Regions from separate parts of the Mus musculus genome. Here region 1 is linked to region 2. Evidence: chromatin loops called from intact Hi-C (ENCODE). Cell type or tissue: heart. All regions are shown on one strand.

The links. A loop is a pair of places that touch in the nucleus more often than their neighbours do. Peaks named below come from ENCODE experiments on the same cell type or tissue, not always from the same donor. Only the 100,000 strongest peaks of a DNase experiment are listed, where the experiment ranks them.
Region 1: it touches region 2 in a loop (4-fold over the local background); 21 of 42 quality-filtered maps call a loop at or near these places.

What each region holds. Positions count from the first base shown.
Region 1 is chr4:135,218,838-135,221,337 of GRCm38, forward strand. All of the region lies in intron 4 of Clic4 (chloride intracellular channel 4 (mitochondrial)), which reads right to left. Among named protein-coding and RNA genes, the nearest start is that of Clic4, 53 kb to the right of the region's middle. In heart, a CTCF peak has its summit at 983 (motif pointing right); no DNase peak of the experiment used is centred here.
Region 2 is chr4:135,271,661-135,274,160 of GRCm38, forward strand. Clic4 (chloride intracellular channel 4 (mitochondrial)) reads right to left here and starts at 1,100. Exons shown (of 6, transcript NM_013885.2): 1 at 858-1,100. The coding sequence starts at 929. In heart, CTCF peaks have their summits at 762 and 1,301; DNase peaks (open chromatin) are centred at 321, 611 and 1,271; H3K4me3 peaks cover 2,203 bases; H3K27ac peaks cover 2,308 bases.

The DNA.
Region 1 (2,500 bases), 53 kb before region 2:
GAAGGAGAGAGGTCTATCCTGCCAACCAACAAAACCGTCTGCATGGTTTGTGGCCCTCACCAGCAAGCCGTGGCCCAATCCCACTAACAGGTAAACTGCAACGATATATGGGGAAAGGCAAGTCTACTAATTCAGAGCTAGGAGAAAGTCTTCCAAGACAGAAAGCATAATCCTGCTCACGAAGAAATGTGTCAAGGGCACCAAGACCCGTGCACACAACCTAAACAGAGAGCCTGGGAGCCAGGGCTCTCAGCCTGCCTGCTAACACGAGCGCCCAAGAACAGCCCTGCCTTACCCAAGGCACGAGTTCAGACTACAAAGTCAGTTACAGGATGGACTGGCAGCAGCCTCCATAAGAGCCAAGTGGACTGAAATGCTACGACTGTCATGACTCAAACTTGGACTAAGCCAGTTGTGTGCAGCTGGAAAGACAAGGCCAGGAAGCCTTAGGAGGGAGCAGGGACAGCATAGAAAAAACACGGACAATAGGAGCTCTCTCCACTCCCTCTGTAGACCAGGCAGGCCTCGAACTCAGAGATCCATCTGCCTTTGCCTTCCAAGTACTGGGATCTTAAGAGAACCCTAAGACTGAATAAAAACCAGTGAAAACTGAGAGGAAAATCAGTTATAGTTTGTGTTAACCATTATTTTTAAATGGTTTTAAACTTTTATTTTTATCCCATGTGTATGGGTTGTTCTGCCTACATATGTGTCTGTATACCATGTGTGTACTGGACATCCTGAGAGTGGAGTTACAGAGAGTTGTGAGCTGTGATGTGAGTGCTAGGGATTAAATCTATGTCCTCTGAAAGAACAACCAGTGCTCTTAACCGCTGAGCCATCTCTCCAGCCCCTATGCTAATCATTATTAATAATAATTTATCATCATAAGGTATGACCAATGAAAAAAAGACACAGGTACTAACTAGGAGGTTCCAAAATGAAAGGAACGAAGTTGTGAAGTTCAGCACACCGAGACCAACCACTGGGGGGCAGCAGCAGAGCAGCAGAAAGTCATCTGTCTAGAAGCTAGGAGGGCTGCTTAGCACTCCATCTCTATCTCTAAGAAGCTATTCAAAACACAAACAAAAAAGCAGTATAGTATACACAGCTGAAAATTAATTATATTAAAATTAAAAATAATACTTTTGGCCTAAGAAAATATGGAAATGAACACCTGCAGTTCGTGGAAATACAAACTGGTACAGACTTTGAAATTTTGGCAAAATGCATAAAGTAGCTAGAGATGGTGGTACGGGCTATAATCTGCATCCAGGAGAGCTGCAGCCAACAGTAAGACACCGTCTCAAAAGGACGAGGAAAGGTGCAAACCTTCCCACACCTACCTGTAACCTAGCTCAAGGGCAATACCCGATAGCATAGTCAAAGAGGCCATCTACAAGGTCCAACAACTGGGAAATGGCAAATAGAATTCCTATTAAATAAGAAGAATATATAAATAAGAATTTATAAAGCCAGAGGCAGACTTGTTTGGACATGGAATGACTTGAAGGGATGTGGGGGTGCCCAGGAGATCACTCTGTAGCCAGCCTAGTCTGGAATGCCCGGCCATTTCCTGCTCGGCCCCCAGAGTGCTGGGATCAGTGGCAGGAAGCATTTATAATGCACAATAATATGAACGTGCAAGTGCACTACACCACTCACTGTTTTATATAAAATGACTCCCAGTCACCTTGGATCTGTTATTGAATTACATACTGAAATTATATTCATTCAACTATTCCCCTGTTGTAAGTCAGGAAGGATCAGAGAAATATTTTCTGAACACAACGGGACCCTATACTCACAAACTCACGGTAGCTGGGGTCACCTGCACAAAGCATTTCTGCATGGGAATGGGGAGACTTGTGAACCCCCATCCCTGGCTGAGTCAGTTTTCTCTGCAGGTGTGGCTACTGGTAGGTCACCCATGCTCCAGTGCACAGCCCCACACCCAGGAAGATGTGAACAGAAAATTGTAAACAGTGGATTGCTAAAAACAAAACCTGAAGCTGGAAGTGTGGGGAGATGGGGTGGATCTGGTAGAGTTGGTGGGAGGAGAGGAGTGAACAGGACCAAAGTACATTGTGTGCATGTGTGACAGTCTCAAAGAACGAAAAGATCCTATCTTTTAAAAATTATCCCTGTCAACCTTAGCTTTTCCAATAAACATAACTTGCTCTGTTACTTACATGTTTGAACGGGCAGATTCAAGGCAGAAGTGTTAAATGTGTTATCAACATTCCTGTTGTTAAAATACATACACAATTGAGCGAGGGTATAGCTCAGTGTTAGAGCTCTCAGCTAGTACGTGAGAAACTCTGGGTGGATAGTTTAATTTTGAGATATGGTCTCACAGCATCACCTTAGCCGCCCTTTGCCCCAGTAGCGGTGGGATTAAAGATGCGCACCACACGCCTGGTTCACTTCTCTCTTAGTGCTTAGGTTACATAAACCTACTCCCGGCCAACTTGTACCTGTTACCAAAAGATAGACCGAT
Region 2 (2,500 bases):
CCAAAAGGTTGCATCATGTGAAAACAGGCGCGCTAGAGAAACAAGAAAACCAGATGGTGGTAAAACACCGGACAGGAAAACCCAAGTCGGGAATCTCTGTATTTTCCGGAAGCCTTGGGGCATCCACCCTTCTTTTCGCTTTTTCTTTTCTTTTCCTTTTTTTTTTTTTTTCTTCTTCTTTGCAGTTAGTTGCCTGGGTTTTGGGTGTGTGTCCGGAGGCTCACATTTGTAACCCAGGCTGGCCTCGAACTCGAGGGACTCCTCAAGCCTCTACTGCTGGGTCATAGCCGAGTCACCACGCCCGCATTAAAAAAATTCTCCCCTCCCCCATGCGGGAGGAGGGCTGGGATGAGGGTCCCTCCTATCCCAGGCTTGCCCTGGGTTTACTAAGCAGCCAAGGCTGGCTCTGAACTCGGGATCTTCCCTAGACCACTTTTCCCAACTGCTGGGTTTACGGCTCCCGGGTCCCTCCTCCCCTTTACTTTATTTAACATTGTATCAAAGTTAAAGTTTCAGTTTCACCCGGGCCAGGCGCTAGCGTTCCAGTAAGTTGGGTGAGCTATCAGCCCCGCGGCCCGAGGCTGGGGCTCGCGGCGGGGTGGGGTCGGACACGGCGAGGAGGGTGACAGTACCCACGCGGCGCAGCTGAGGCGCGTCCCGCCCTGCGGAGTCGCCTCCCTGTCGCCGCGCCCGCAGGGTCCGCCAAGGTCCCGCTGCGAGGCGGGAAGGCGCGGAGCCCAGACAATGGGAATGAGCGCGGGAGGTACGGCGCCGCCTCGGGCTGCGGGGATGCCGCGTGGGGGCGCTTCGGGGTGCGGGGACGTCAGCCCGCGTCGCTCGGGACGGTGAGCGCTCACCTTGACGAAGAGCTCGATGAGGGGCTCTTTGTCCTCCTCCTTCAGCCCGTTCAGGGGCATCGACAGCGCCATGGCCGGTTGGGCTGGGCTCCGCGGACGGCGGCTGCGGCTGTGGCTCCGGGGCTGCTGTGGCTGCGGGTTCCCGCCGCTCGCTCACTCGCTGGCTTGCTCGTTCGCTGGACAGTCCCGGCGTCTGGCTGCCCGTGGCCTCAGATCCTCAGCACCGCCTCACGCCTCGCGCGCGACTCTGAGGGGGTTGCGGTCCCGGCCGCTTCAAACCGCTGGGCGGAGCCCTATGGGCGGGGCGTGGGCGGAGCAGTGGCCAGGATCCTGCAGGGGTGGGGGGGAAATGGGCGGGCCACAGCTGGGGGCGTGGCCTCAGGCGAGGAAGACAGCGGAGCGCTCTAGCTTCCACGGACCGACCACTAGGGAGCCTGGAGGGCGCTGGGGGCGCGGCCTAGGCTGGGCAGCGCGGATTGGCCGGGAGGTCCCCCCGAAGCCACGCCCCTCAGGGGGTGGGCGGGGAAGGTCCCTGGAGCCGGAGCCTGACACCGCCTCTCTCCGCGGCGCAGCTGCTGCTGGTTGGGTGCCAAGTGACCTCATGCGGCGGCCCGCCTCGCGCCCTCTCCCCCGCTGCAGCCGCAGGGACTCATCGTCCCCTCCGGTTCCCGGGGCGGCGGCCTCCTCGGCTACTTCTGTTAGGCGCGGCCGCCTTTTCCTGGAAAACTTTTGCGAAAGTTTTCATGTCCTTAAGAACTTTTTAATCCTTCTGACCGCGGATCTCCTTTCGTGATCCTTCTCTATTTGAAATCAAGATACTCAAAAGTTCTTGTAAAGTCGTCCTGTGTCCCGGGCTCTGAATTAGGCCAAAACGGTGGGACAGCGTCCCGCTCCAGCACAACCCCAGTGCTTGAGGCAGCGCCTGACTCTGAAAACGTTATCCGTGCTGTTTTGCCCCACCTGGACCGATTCCTGTCTTCCGTTCACCTGGAGAAGTTTAATGAGTCACCTGAGTGCCACTCAGCGCGCAGGGGCGAGTACTTTACACCCTGAGGACAGGGGCCTGAGACACGCGGTCTACTGCGGAATTGCCGTCAGTGAATGTCACCTTTGGGAAATTTGCCTTCTGGTTTTCCTTAATCTGCTCATTCTGTGGTACCTCCCAGGCTAGGGTGATGAGTGAGTTGATTAGAAAGGCTAAATTGGGGGATGGAAGCGGGGTGTCATGGTTATCTCACATCCTCTGTGCCTAGTGTGGATCAGAGTGCTTCAACAAATTGGAATGATGTGTAAAAATGCAGTGCAACCTGCAACTACTTTATCCTCACTCAACCCCATCTCCAAGTTGCTAGATTCTGTGAGAAGGATGCTGTGCCCCAGCAATTAGATCCATCAATGCTCCGGAGTAAGGCTGTTTTAAGTTCACAGTTTGGCAGTGGCCTTAAACACCCTAAACCTCGGCCTGATTTGGTGACATATACGTGGCTCTCAGGTGATGGCTCAGGCAGGAGGGCTGAGAGTTTGAGGACAGTCTGGGTATATTGCAAGACTACCTCAAAATAATAATAATAATAATAATAATAATAATAATAATAATGGCAGTCAAGATGATTCAGCAGGTAAAAGCGTTTGCCTTGCAAGAC